Linked DNA regions of Homo sapiens: regions 2 and 3 are each linked to region 1. A link is a contact called in ENCODE Hi-C or POLR2A ChIA-PET data. All regions are on one chromosome and are shown on one strand. The core of a region is the stretch at or near the end of the contact, and the rest is flanking DNA. Distances in the headings are between cores, read along the strand shown. Region 1 overlaps MAMSTR (MEF2 activating motif and SAP domain containing transcriptional regulator). Region 2 holds the start of CARD8-AS1 (CARD8 antisense RNA 1). Region 3 overlaps TRPM4 (transient receptor potential cation channel subfamily M member 4).

The links. Hi-C counts contacts between places; a loop is a spot of excess contacts on that map. ChIA-PET counts read pairs that join two places held with the same protein, here RNA polymerase II (POLR2A). Pooled maps may share reads with other maps.
Region 2: a loop to region 1 is called in a map with no recorded cell type, with 8 times the contacts of the local background. The contact joins the promoter of CARD8-AS1 here to the enhancer-like site in region 1. A Hi-C loop is called at or near these places in 1 of 37 single-sample maps with no recorded cell type and 6 of 50 pooled maps. POLR2A ChIA-PET finds 5 or more read pairs at or near these places in 1 of 52 experiments (K562).
Region 3: a loop to region 1 is called in a pooled map, with 4 times the contacts of the local background. The contact joins two enhancer-like sites. A Hi-C loop is called at or near these places in 2 of 50 pooled maps. POLR2A ChIA-PET finds 5 or more read pairs at or near these places in 3 of 52 experiments (HEK293, PC-9 and Panc1).

What each region holds. Positions count from the first base shown.
Region 1 is chr19:48,710,526-48,714,969 of GRCh38, forward strand. It overlaps MAMSTR (MEF2 activating motif and SAP domain containing transcriptional regulator), which reads right to left. Exons shown (of 10, transcript NM_001130915.2): 6 at 4,281-4,383; 7 at 3,841-4,035; 8 at 3,335-3,520; 9 at 3,191-3,245; 10 at 2,200-3,025. The coding sequence ends at 2,742. Among named protein-coding and RNA genes, the nearest start is that of MAMSTR, 7.0 kb to the right of the region's middle. RefSeq lists a silencer at 3,803-4,092. Within about 2 kb of position 2,671, at least 4 of the 41 ENCODE cell types and tissues checked have a DNase peak (open chromatin) inside an H3K27ac peak, as active enhancers do.
Region 2 is chr19:48,253,839-48,258,612 of GRCh38, forward strand. It overlaps CARD8-AS1 (CARD8 antisense RNA 1), which reads left to right and starts at 1,837. Exons shown (of 2, transcript NR_040599.1): 1 at 1,837-1,956; 2 at 2,513-4,356. It overlaps CARD8 (caspase recruitment domain family member 8), which reads right to left and starts at 2,074. Exons shown (of 14, transcript NM_001184900.3): 1 at 1,954-2,074. RefSeq lists an enhancer at 1,943-2,182.
Region 3 is chr19:49,205,767-49,210,344 of GRCh38, forward strand. It overlaps TRPM4 (transient receptor potential cation channel subfamily M member 4), which reads left to right. Exons shown (of 25, transcript NM_017636.4): 21 at 4,443-4,578. Among named protein-coding and RNA genes, the nearest start is that of TRPM4, 50 kb to the left of the region's middle. Within about 2 kb of position 2,490, at least 23 of the 41 ENCODE cell types and tissues checked have a DNase peak (open chromatin) inside an H3K27ac peak, as active enhancers do.

The DNA of each region.
Region 1 (4,444 bases), core at 1,421-3,920:
ATCCTCCTGCCTCAGCCTCCAGAGTAGCTGGGACTACAGGTATGAACCACGGTGTTTGGCCCTGAAACCTATTTTTTTTTTTTTTTTTTGAGATGGAGTCTCACTCTGTCACCCAGGCTGGAGTGCAGTGGCGCGATCTTGGCTCACTGCAACCTCCACCTCCCAGATTCAAGCAATTCTCCTGCCTCAGCCTCCTGAGTAGCTGGGATTAAAGGCGCATGCCCAGCTAATTTTTGTATTTTTACTGGAGACTGGGTTTCACCATATTGGTCAGGCTAGTCTCGAACTCCTGACCTCATGATCCACCCGCCTCGGCCTCCCAAAGTGCTGGCATTACAGGCATGAGCCACCGCGCCCGGCCAAAACCTACATTTTAAAACATTTTGCTGCTAACAACTTACCCTATGACGTTCTTCCCAGGACTGCCCTTGGGCTGGAGGTTCCTGGGAGTTTATGTCATTCCTCCCTCCCTCTGTGACCCATGGCTCATGGCTGACTAGGGGTGGTATAGTGGCAAGTCTCCAGATGTAGCCCCTAGTGAGCATGTCCCTGATATTCACAGATTTGTATAGTGCCCTCCCGTATTTAACGTGGGCTTGCCTGACTTGCATTAATTATAAAATACAGTGGAAGAGAAATTGTGCCAGTTTCAAGCCTAGTCTTTAAGAGACTGGTAGCTTCTGCTCCTGGCTCTTGGAATACTCACTCTTGGGAGCCCTGAGCTATCATGCAAGAAATCTAGTTATCCCGGGGGAGAGGCCACAGAGGAATAGTGCTGACACTGCATGGAGTGTCACACTGCACAACCCAGCTGGGCCCAGCCTTCATGCTATCCCCACCACGGTGCCACACACATCTGATGTGCCATCTTGTATGTGCTAGCCCAGGTGGGCCCTGAGATGACTGCAGCTCTAGCCAACATCACATGGAACTGAAGAACTGCCCTGCTGAGCCCAGTCAACCCATGCATTTGTGAGCAGTCATAGATAGTTATTGTTTTACAACTCTAAGTTTTGGGGTGGTGTGGGTTTTTGTTGTTTGTTTGTTTGTTTGTTTGTTTGTTTTGAGATGGAGTAGCACTCTGTTGCCCAGGCTGGAGTGAAGTGGCATGATCTCAGCTCACTGCAGCCTCCACCTCCTGGTTTCAAGTGATTCTCCTGCCTCGGTCTCTCACGTAGCTGGGATTACAGGCTCCCACCACCATACCTGGCTAGTTTTTTTTTTTTTTTTTTTTTTTTGAGACGGAGTCTCGCTCTGTTGCCCAGGCTGGAGTGTGGTGGCACAATCTCAGATCACTGCAAGCTCCGCCTCCCGGGTTCACGCCATTCTCCTGCCTCAGCCTCCCGAGTAGCTGGGACTACAGGCACATGCCACCATGCCCAGCTAATTTTTTTGTATTTTTAGTAGAGACAGGGTTTCACCGGGTTTCACCGTGTTAGCCAGGATGGTCTCGATCTCCTGACCTCGTGATCCGCCCACCTTGGCCTCCCAAAGTGCTGGGATTACAGGTGTGAGCCACCGTGCCCGGCCCAGTTTTTATGTATTTTTAGTAGAGATGGGTTTCACCATGTTGGCCAGGCTGGTCTTGAATTCTTGGCCTCAAGTGATCTGCCTGCCTCAGCTTCCCAAAGTGCTGGGATTACAGGCGTTTGCCACTGAGCCTGGTTTGTTGTTTGGCTATAATAAGCTCAAACAGGGAGATACAAAGGCCCAGTTCCATGTGTCCCAAGACAGGAAAGACTCCACAACTTAATTTGTGCTCTGGAGCTCCCTGCAGGATTAGGCTGAGGTTGGAACTTCACCTGAAGTCACCTCTTGCTCCTCTTCCCCTTTGCTGTCCTGTTTTCCCCACTCTTCTGCTGGTTTCTCCTGGGAACATTTCTTTCTTTTTCTCTCTCTCTTTTTTTTTTTTTAAGATGGAGTTTAGCTCCTGTTGCCCAGGCTGGAGTGCAATGGAGCGATCTTAGCTCACCACAACCTCCGCCTCCCGGGTTCAAGCGATTCTCCTGCCTCAACCTCCCAAGTAGCTGGGATTCCAGGCATGTGCCACCATGCCCAGCTAATTTTTTTTTGTGTGTGTGTGTTTGGTAGAGACAGGGTTTCACCATGTTGGCCAGGCTGGTCTCGAACTCCTGACCTCAGGTGATCCACTTGCCTCAGCCTCCCAAAGTGCTGGGATCGCAGGCGTGAGCCACCGCACCCAGCCAGAACACTTCTTTAATAAATGACTGGCATTTATATCTTGTCTCAGGCTCTGCTTCCAAGAGAAGCTGATCTTAGACCTGATGCTTCTAATTTTTTCATCTCCAACCAGAACCCAGGGAGGTCAGGGTCCGGCTCCCCCATTCTCCCTCTCCACTCTTTCTTGCTCCTCTCCTGCATCCAAAAGGCATAACCACCTTCCAGGCTCCCCAAACAACAGGGAGCCATCTACCGGGGTCGGGGGCATGTAAGAACATCCATGAGGTCTCTGAAGGAAGCAGCAAGCAGCTTGTTTGCCGTGGCCAGCAGCAAAAGAAGCCCCCCAACCATACCACGCCGGAGGGGGATCATAAGGAGGCCAGGTAGGCAAAGTTAAGGCAGTTGCATGTCAGCAGCACTTCAGGAGGCAGGTGGGGTTGGAGGTTGTCTCCGATCCTGTGTCTGCGGTAGGAGGGGCTCTGCTGGTAGTTCCCTCTCCTCCCACAAGGAGCTTCTCTCCACCCCCATCAGTTCTCTGTCTCTGTAAATCCTAGAATCCATCACCATGGATCCTCCAGCAGGTCCCACAGCCGGCTGCTGCTGGAGTCAGATAAGTCAGCGGAGAAGATGCTGGGGGGTGGGGGACCAGAACCCAGAGGAGGACCCCCGCTCAGGGCCTCCAGCCAGTCCAGGGAGTCCGTGGGGTCCCTGGGAGAAGGGGAGGAGGAGTTCGTGGGAGACGGGAGTGAAGAGGAGAAAACAGATGAGAGGCCTTCAGAGTCCGGGGAGGGGGACAGCACGTCGAAGGAGCCAGGGAAGTCCAGGGGAATAGGGGGCAGGGGGTCTGCGGGATAAAGAATGGTACATGAGCTTGGAAAGTCAGGGGTCCGGGCGCCAGCCCCCCATACCCCATTTCCAGGATCCAGCTCCCCAGCTCACGCCTCCCTTGGACGCAGGAGTCCAGAACCTCAGCCCCCACCTCCCCTAAATCTAGCAGTTTGGATCCTACCATCAGGCTCCACCTGATCCTCCAGGATGTCATCGATGCCCCGGTTAGGAAGCAACTGCGGATGGAGAAATTTGGCGTGAACTCGGGACTGCGACCTGGACCTGACTGGAGAACCCTAGCCGGATTCAACCCACACCCTCTTACCTGCGCCCTCCGGATCGCTTCCTGCAGCTCCTCCTCCAGAGTCAGAGCCGCTGAGCCCGGCCCTGAGGAAGGGGTCAGGGCTGGAGCTGCAGCAGGAGCCGGAGTGGGAGTTGGAGCCGGAGCCGTCCCCGGGGTATCCGCGGCACGTGGAAGAGGTGGCCTGTGAGATGCTGCGCTGGGCTTGACCTAGAGCAGCCAAGAGGGCGAGCGCCCATAAGCCATGCCCACAGGGCGCAACCCCACCCACTCGCAACGTGTGGCTCCACCCCTTGATCCTCTCGCGACCCCTCGCTCATCAACCCCTTTGGCCTCGCCCCCTATTCTTTCATTGGCTCCTCTTCTCTAAAGATCCGCCCCCTGTTAGTCTGAACCACGTCCCCTCGCCTTCAAGGCTTCCTACCGCTGGTCCTCGCCCCCACACTTCATTGGCTAGTTTTTTCGACACCCCGCCCCGGCCCACTTTGCTTTCTCTTCATTGGTCCGCAAGCTCATAGCCCCGCCCTCACCGAGCCCTGACGCCGGGCGGCTGCCAGGGCCTTGGGCTTGAGGCGCGGCCAGGGAGCACCCGCGGGACTGTCCTCGCGCCGCGGCTTCGGCCGCTCGCGGGGCGGCGCGCCGCCGCGCATGCGCTCCAGGAGCATAGACTTGGTCCCCGACACTGGGAGGCCCCGCAGGCGCAGCTGCTGCCGGAGCTCTGAGACCTGGGGAGGGGCGGGGCGTGGGAAGAGGCAGTGCTGGGCGGGCTCCCGGGCGCAGGCAGGAGCTGGACAGGATATTTGGAAACCGAGAAAGGAGGCACTGGGGGTCCGGACTCCTGGGACCCTAAAACAGGATGGGACTGGGTACCCGATCTCCTGGATTTCCAGAGGGCAGAGGCTGCGGGGTTGGAATTCTGGGACCCCACCGAAGGAGAGAGAAGGCCTGGAAAGTTACACCCCAAACTCACCGTCAGCTCCTCCAGTTTAAGGGTCTGAAGTTCCAACTTGTGTGGGGGGGGCGAGGGGCTAGGGACTCCTGGTGGGCAGGGAGTGAGGGGAGAGGGCTTCATCCTGGTGATAATCGTGAGGGGCGAACAAAGGTTAGAGAGGTAGAGGGGGAAAAGGCGTTCTG
Region 2 (4,774 bases), core at 587-3,086, 460 kb before region 1:
TGTTCAATAGTCTTTCAGCAATTAACAGAATAACAGAGTATCAGTAAAGATATAAAAAATTGACCAAAGCAATTCATATTCTTGACTTAAGTGCCCTAGAATAACAACTCACACAGCCATTGAAGAATCCCCATCATCCTATCTCAAGCATAGAGGAAACACATAGCATACATATGTAGCCACATAGCAAACACAGAAATGACTATCAACAAAGTGGAAGAGTTTAATGCACAGATTAAGTTATCTGAATATATGTACAATGAGTTATAAATAATAAATAATTGAGCCAGGTGAAGTAGTACATGCCTGTAATCCCACCTACTTGGGAGGCTGAGGTAGGAGTTTGAGCCCAGGAGTTTGAGTCTGGTCTGGGCAGCATTGCAAGATCCCATCCCCCAAATAATAAATAAACTAACTAAGTAATCAATAATTGAATGAGAAAAGTTAGCTCATATTTCAATATGTTCAATCTTAGGATATATACTTCTAGGCAACCACTTAGTGACAAAAATTCTGTAGAAATCCATCATTGAAAGTTCATTATGTAAATAAATGTGAAGACTAGATAAGAACCACAGAACACAATGACATTGGAAAAAATGCCACAGTAATTCTTTGAAAAAAGAAATGCAGGCCTGGTGCGGTGGCTCATCCCTGTAATCCCAGCACTTTGGGAGGCCGAAGTGGGCAGATCACAAGTCAGGGGTTCGAGACCAGCCTGGCCAACATAGTGAAACCCCGTCTCTACTAAAAACACAAAAACAATTAGCTGGGTGTGGTGGTGGGCACCTGTAGTCGCAGCTACTCGGGAGGCTGAGGCAGGAGAGTGCTTTCAGAGAAACTTCTTGATCACAAGGGGAAATCTGAAAGTTGTCAGAACAAAATGGAGTCACTTATGTTAAGATAACCCTGACAAATAGAGCCAGGAAGGCCATGAAGAGAGGGCTCTTATCCTTGCATGCCTGAAGATGAAAAAGACTCTACAAAACCCACAACCTTACATAAAGGTCTTCACAACCTTAAAAAAATATATATTTCTGCAAGGAATGCTGCCCAGCAACTGCTGGTCCAACCTAGGACTAATGTCACCCTTGTTACTGATCTTTGTAGCCAAGGAAAATTCTGTTAAAACAATATGCAATCCTCCCCATTTCTGTCTTCCTTTATCTCCCTGAATATACACATAGTTTAATACGGCATGTCTATTCCCAATTGCAATGCTCTATTCCCAAATAAACATTGTTTCCGGCTGGGCGCAGTGGCTCACGCCTGTAATCCCAACACTTTGGGAGGCCAAGGCGGGCTGATCTCGAGGTCAAGAGACGGAGACCATCCTGGCCAACATGGTGAAACCCCGTCTCTACTAAAAAATAAAAAATTAGCTGGATGTGGTGGTGCACGCCTGTAGTCCCAGCTACTTGGGAGACTGAGGCACGAGAATCGCTTGAACCTGGGAGGCAGAGGTTGCAGTGAGCCAAGATCATGCCACTGTACTCCAGCCTAGCCACAGAGCGAGACTCCATCTCAAAAAGAAAAAAAAATTGTTTCCCTTAGGAAGCTTTCATATGTTTGTTAGTTAGGTTAACACTTCTAATAATTAAAGTTATACAGTTACAGTGTAAAATTATTAGTATTAACAACATAAACATTGGTATAAAAATTATTATTACAGAAATTAAAACAAATTGAGTGTGAGAGAGATTATTAAGACTGTCCAAGCCAAGTCACTGAAGTCATAAATTTAAGTTATGACAGGATGCCGAGCTTCCAGAGGGTTTTGTTTTTAACAAGGGAGGGGCCCTATTTCCCCTTCTGACACGCTCATATGAACTTCTCACTTTGTCGTACTCCTTCCTTGCTGACTAAGAGGAACAGAACACAGAGCAGCCTGGCGGTGTCCTACCAACAAGCCTCCGTTTCTCCTTCCTGTACACTAGGGCTCCTGAAACTCACCTGGTAAGCGCTCCAGAAAAGCAGCAGGTGGTGACTTTAGGGTAGGACGGGCCAAATGGGAGAATCCCCTTAGGTCGGTTTCTCTGGTTCTCAACTTCTTTTGAAATAACGCTCGCAGAGGAGGTGGGCTTTCTGAGAACTGAGGGAAGTAAGCTCTCAGGACTTCCGGTCGCCATGATGGCTGTGGGCAGTCAATGGGGTCAGTGCAAGCATCTGGGCCATCTTTAATGTGGGCAGGAAAAAAACACGATTACACTTACTTCTGCAGAGTTTATAATATCCTTGTTCATTATTTAAAATAAAATATCTAAGACATAGGTAATAGTATATTTTAAATAAAATTGAAGCAATATATGAAATTTCTCTGGAATTCATCCAGCCACTCTCAGCTGTTACCACTATCCAGAAACGTCTTAATCCGCCTGCATGATTTATGTATTTGGTTTGTATTTTAAATATCATTTTCTGTAATATTTAAAAGTTGTATTTGCTTGGTATCCTGCTATGCATTCTCATGCAATTTGATTTTTAATCAATATTACTTTTTTTTTTTTTTGAGATGAAGTCTCCGTCTGTCACCCAGGCTGGAGTGTAATGGAGCAATCTCGGCTCACTGCAACCTCTGCCTCCCAGGTTCAAGCGATTCTCTTGCCTCAGCCTCCCGAGTAGCTGGAATTATAGGTGCATGCCACCACGCTCGGCTAATTTTTTGTATTTTTAGTAAAGACGGAGTTTCACCATGTTGGTCAGGATGGTCTCCGTCTCTTGACCTCGAGATCAGCCCGCCTCGGCCTCCCAAAGTGCTGGGATTACAGGCGTGAGCCACTGTGCCCGGCCTTGGTTTCTAAATACTATTTTGAAGTATCTGTGGAGAAATGGTTACTTCGAGGGCTGGGGCAGGAATATATAAGATAACATTGGAACAAATTCTGACGCCAGAACATGAAGAAATATTTGAAAAAGGATGGGGCATATTGACTGAACACAGAAGACAAACATGCATGACCTCAGCCTAATCGTGAGAAAACATCAAAGAAATCCAAATTGATAAACATTCTGTAAAATAATTGGCCATGCTCAGCAAAAGTGTCACAATCACAAAAGACAAGGGAAGAATAAGAAACGGTCACAGCCTGGAGGAATCTAAGGACATAACAACTGAGTGCAATGTGAGATCCTCGATTCGATCTTGGAGAAGAAAGAGGACGTTAAGAGAAATATTGACAAAATTCAAATAAGGTCTGCACATTAGGTAATGGTAAGATACGTTGACATCAATTTCCTGGTTGGATACTTGTATTACATATACTATTATGTATATAATTATTATATTACAATTACATATACAGTTGTATATTATATATAATACAATAAATGTATATATATGATTATAATACAATAAATGTATATATACAGTTTTATATATAACAACTATTATACATATAATACAATTATATATATAGCTAACATCAGGATAGGCTGGTTGAGGATTTATATGAATCTTTGCTAATTTTGCATGTTTAAAATTATTTCAACATAAAAAAATTATATGGGTCATGTAGTTTTTTGTGCAGTTTAATTCTAGGCACCATAGTTTCTGTTTTAATGGGTGTATTTTCTTCTTTCAAGGAATTGGGATAGTCTGTTGTATTAAAAACCTATTCATTTTTGTACATTAAGATTCTTCTGGCCAGGCGCAATGGCTCAAGCCTATAATCCCAGCACTTGGGAACCTGAGGCAGGCAGATCACCTGAGGTCAGGAGTTCAAGACCAGCATGTCCAACATGGTGAAACCCCATCTCTACTAAAAATACAAAAAAAATTAGCCAGGCATGGTGGCACATGCCTGTAATCCCAGCTACTTGGGAGGCTGAGGAGGAGACTCACTAGAACTCAGGAAGCAGAGGTTGCAGTGAGCCAAGACTGCGCCACTGCACTCTGGCCTAAGCAACAGAGGGAGACTCCATCTCAAAAAAAAAAAAAGATTATTTCTCTAACTTACTGGTTTATCTTTTATAGCTTATTTCAGGTGATTTGTTGTGTTTGTCTATAGAGTAAAATAACATGTCTAATGAGTTATAATTTAATGTCCTTCCATTCAATCACTGTATTTCAAATTTATTCCAATATTTTGGAATAAGCTTCCAATATTTTAACTTAAATAGGGAAGGTCATACTTGGTATTTTCCTGACCTCAGCTGGAATGCCTTCATAGTGTTCACATGAACACATTTGGCCTGAGAGAGACTTATTATGCCGAGAATGTGTGTAACCCTTTTTACTTAGGAATTGTGGGTGGAGTTTTTCCCCCCGCCCAAGAATGATTGTTAATTTCCGTCCATCATTTTCCTTTGATTGTTCTTCATCTCGAAAACAAATAATAAAATAATAAAATAAATAAATAAAACTTACTGGTCTTCTCACCTATTTTCTTGCAGTGCCTTTAAGCAATGCTCTGCCAATATCTTTTTCTTAATTATTATGGAATGCATGGGACCGTTCCATGCCTGATTATATGCAGAATGTTCTTTCTACAAGTGAGTTTTTGTAGTATTTCTGTACTCTGCCATACTAGGGCATTTCTCTGTTTTCAAGGATCTCCCAACCACACCGCCTCTACCACATTTATCTCCTGCTCAGCCTCCACTCCAACTGCCCAGACCTCACAGCTCTTGTATTCAAACTCTATCGATAAATCACCGAGTATGAGGCTTTACTCACAGGAAATTACTCTTCTGGCACTTCCTGACTTCTTTATGTTTTCTCACTCTGCACTTCCTCCCTGTTCCTCCGCTATGCTTCACCCTGACTTAACACAGT
Region 3 (4,578 bases), core at 1,240-3,739, 500 kb after region 1:
CTCAGGTGATGCACCTGCCTCGGCCTCCCAAAGTGCTGGGATTACAGCCGTGAGCCACTGGACCCGGCCGGACTTCAACATATCTTTAGCGGGATACAATTCAATGCATGACACTCATAGATTTATGAGTTTATTTCTGGACTTTCAATTCTATTCCACTGGATTGCGTCTATCCTTATGCCAGAACCACACAGTTTTTTGGGTTTTTTTTGAGACGGAGTCTCGCTCTTGTCACCCAGGCGGGATTGCAGTGGCACGATCTCTGCTCACTGCAACATCCGCATCCTGGATTCAAACGATTCTCCTAACTCAGCCTCCTGAGTAGCTGGGATTACAGGCACCTGCCACCACGCCCGGCTAATTTTTTTGTATTTTTGGTAGAGACAGGGTTTCACCATGTTGGCCAGGCTAGTCTTGAACTCCTGACCTCAGGTGATCTGCCTCGGCTTTCCAAGGTGCTGGGATTACAGGCGTGAGCCACCATGTCTAGCCCACACAGTGTTGATTACTGTAGGTTTGTAGCAAATTTTGACATTGGAAGTATGAGTCTCCTTTGTTATTTTTCAAGATTGTTTTGGCTATTCTGGGCCTCCTGCAATTCTATATGAACTTAAAGATCAGAGTTTCCATGTCTGTCAAAAAGGTTGTTGGAATTTTCTTTTTTTTTCCTTTTTTTTTTTTCTTTTTTTTGAGACAGAGTTTCACTCTTGTTGCCCAGGCTGGAGTGCAATGGCGCGATCTCAGCTCACCACAACCTCTGCCTCCCGGGCTCAAGCGATTCTCCTGCCTCAGCCTCCTGAGTAGCTGGGCTTATAGGCATGTGCCACCACGCCCGGCTAATTTTGTATTTTTAGTAGAGACAGGGTTTCTCCATGTTGGTCAGGCTGGTCTCGAACTCCCGACCTCAGGTGATCCACCCGCCTTGGCCTCCCAAAGTTCTGGGATTACAGGTGTGAGCCACCGCGCCCGGCCAGTTGTTGGAATTTTCCGAGGGATTGCGTTGAATCTGTAGATTGCTTCGGGTAGTATTGATATTTCATCTAGGTGTTCTTTTTAATGCTTTTCCAGCAGTATTTGGTAGTTTTCAGGCTACAAATTGTTCACCCTTTTGGTTAACTTTATTCCTAGGTGCTTAACCTTTAGATACTGTTGTAAGTGGAATTGCTTTCTTAATTTCCTTTTTGGATTGTTCATTGCGGGTGTGTAGAAACACAACTGATTTTTGTGTGATCTTGTACCCTGCAACTTTGCTGAATCTGCAGCCCTAGAAGCTTTCTTGTGATTCTCTGGCATTTCCTATATATAGGATCATGTCATCTGTGAATAGAGATATTTTTACTTCTTCCTTTCCAATTTGGATGCCTTTTATTTTTTTTCTTGTTTAATTGTTCTAGCCAGAACTTCCAGCACAATGTGGAATAGCAGTGGTAAAAGTGGACATCCTTGTCTTGTCCCTGATCTTAGGCAGAAAGCTTTCACTCTTTCACCATTGGGTATGACGGTAGCTGTGGGTTTTTCAGAAGTACCTTTTCTCATGTTGAGAAAGTTTATTTCTATTCCTAGTTTACGATTTTTAAAAATTATGATGCATGGTGGCTTGTGCCTGCAATCACAATACTTTAGGGAGCCAAAGTGGGAGGATCACTTGAGGCCAGGAGTTCAAGACCGACCTGGGCAACATAGTGAGACCTTATCTCAATAAAAAAATAAAAAATTTGCCAGGCGTGGTGGTGCATGCCTGTAGTCCCAGCTACTCAAGAGGCTGAGGTGGGAGGAAGGCTTGAGCCCAGGAGGTCAAGGCTGTGGCTTCAGTGAGCCATGATTTCACCACCATCATGATTGTGCCACCAACAGAGTGAAACCTTGTCTCAAAAAAAAAAAAAAAAAAAAAAAGCCATGCATGGTGGCTCAAGCCTGCAATCCCAGCACTTTGGGAGGCCGAGGTGGGCAGATCATGAGGTCAGGAGATCGAGACCATCCTGGCTAACACGGTTGTAGGGGCCAGCCCTACAAGGTCTGTGGGTTTTTCTCCCCGTGTGCAGAGACAAGAGATTGTAGAAATGAAGACACAAGACAAAGAGATCAAAGAAAAGACAGCTGGGCCTGGGGGACCACTACCACCAAGACGTGGAGACCGACAGTGGCCCCTAATGCCTGGCTGCGCTGTTATTTATTGGATACAAAGCAAAAGGGGCAGGGTAAAGAGTGTGAGTCATCTCCAATGATTGATAAGGTCACGTGAGTCACATGTCCACTGGACAGGGGCCCTTCCCTGTTAGGTAGCCAAGGCGGAGAGAGAGAGGACAGCTTACATCATTATTTCTTCTATGCTCTTTTAAGAAAGATCAAAGACTTTAATACTTTAATACTTTCACTAATTTTGCTACTGCTATCTAGAGGGCAGAGCCAGCTGTACAGAGTGGAACATGAAAGTGAAACAGGAGTGTGACCGCTGAAGCACAGCATCACAGGGAGACGGTTAGGCCCCTGGATAACTGCGGGCGGGCCTGACATCAGTCAGGCCCTCCACAAGAGGTGGTGGAGCAGTCTTCTCTAAACTCCCCCGGGGAAAGGGAGACTCCCTTTCCCGGTCTGCTAAGTAGTGGGTGCTTTTCCTTGGCACTGACGCTACCTCTAGACCACGGTCCGCTTGGTAACGGGAATCTTCCCAGATGCTGGCGTTACCGCTAGACCAAGGAGCCCTCTGGTGGCCCTGTCCAGGAATAACAGAAGGCTCACACTCTGTCTTCTGGTCACTTCTCATCATGCCCCTTCAGCTCCTATCTCTGTATGGCTTGGTTTTTCCTAGGTTATGATTGTAAAGCAAGGATTATTATAATATTGAAATAAAGAGTAATTGCTACAAACTAATGATTGATATTCATATATAATCATATCTATGATCTATATCTAGTATAACTCTTGTTATTTTATATGTTTTATTACACTGGAACAGCTTGTGCCCTCGGTCTCTTGCCTTGGCACCTGGGTGGCTTGCCGCCCACACATGGTGAAACCCCATCTTTACTAAAAATACAAAAAGTTAGCTGAGCGTGGTGGTGGGTGCCTGTAGTCCCAGCTACTCAGGAGGCTGAGGCAAGAGAATGGCATGAACCCAGGAGGCGGAGCTTGCAGTGAGCCGAGATTGTGCCACTGCACTCCAGCCTGTGGGACAGAGCAAGACTCCATCAAAAAAAAAAAAAAAAAATCGTGAAGTGTTGTTGAATTTTGTCAAATGCCTTTTCTGTGTTGGTTGAGAAGATCATATGGCTTCCCCCACACCTTGTTCTATTAATTTGGTGTTTGCATTAATTTTTGTATGTTTAACTACCCTTACTTTCCTAGGATAAATCCCATTTCGTTATGGTATAAAATCCACTTAATGTGCTGCTGAATTAGATTTGCTTGTATTTTTTCAGGATGTTTACATGTATATTCATAAGGGCTACTGCTCTGTAATTTTCTTGTGATATCTTTATCTGGCTTTGGTATTACGGTAATGCTGGCCTCATAGAATGAGTTAGGAAATGTTCTCTCCTTTTCAATCTTTTGGACGAATTTGAGAAACATCCTTGTTATTATAATTCTTCTTTAAATATTTGATAGAATTCACCAGCACAGCCATCTGGTTTTGGGCTTTTCTTTATTGAAACGTTTTTGATTCAATCTCTTATGATAATTCTACTGAGATTTTCTGTTTTTTCTTGAGTCAGCTTAGCTAATTTGTGTGTTCCTAGGAATTTGTCCATTTCATTTATCTAGTTTGTTGACATATAATTGTTGATAGTATTCTCATACAATCCTTTTTATTTCGGTAAGGTCAGTAGTAATGTCTCCATTTTCATTTCTGATGTTAGTTATTTGTGTCCAGGCTAACTTTGGAGCCCAACTTTAACCTGACTTCAACCTCCACCTTATACCGTGATACCATCCCAACTTGACCTCTGACATCTGACCCTTGGCCCTTCTAAACTGACTTTTTTTTTTTTTTTTTTTTTTTGAGATGGAGTCTTACTCTGTCTCCCAGGCTGGAGTGCAGTGGCACGATCTCAGCTCACTGCAACCTCCACCTCCTGGGTTCAAGCGATTCTCCTGCCTCAGCCTCCCCAGTAGCTGGGATTACAGGTGCCCACCACCACGCCTGGCTAATTTTTGTATTTTTAGTAGAGATGGGGCTTCACCATGTTAGCCAGGCTGGTCTCGAACTCCTGACCTGAGGTGATCCGCCCACTCCGGCCTCCCAAAGTGCTGGGACTACAGGCGTGACCAAACGCCCTTGGCTCTAACCTGACTTCTAATCGCATCCTGTAACCTCTGACTTTAGTGATCTTGACTTCTGTCTGCTGCTATAGACTGAACAATTATTGCCTGGCATCTAACCTTCGTCCTTGCCCCTGGCTGGGCCCTGACCTCAAGTGACCTTTGACCTCTGGCCTTTGCAGTTACACATTCGGCAAAGTACAGGGCAACAGCGATCTCTACTGGAAGGCGCAGCGTTACCGCCTCATCCGGGAATTCCACTCTCGGCCCGCGCTGGCCCCGCCCTTTATCGTCATCTCCCACTTGCGCCTCCTGCTC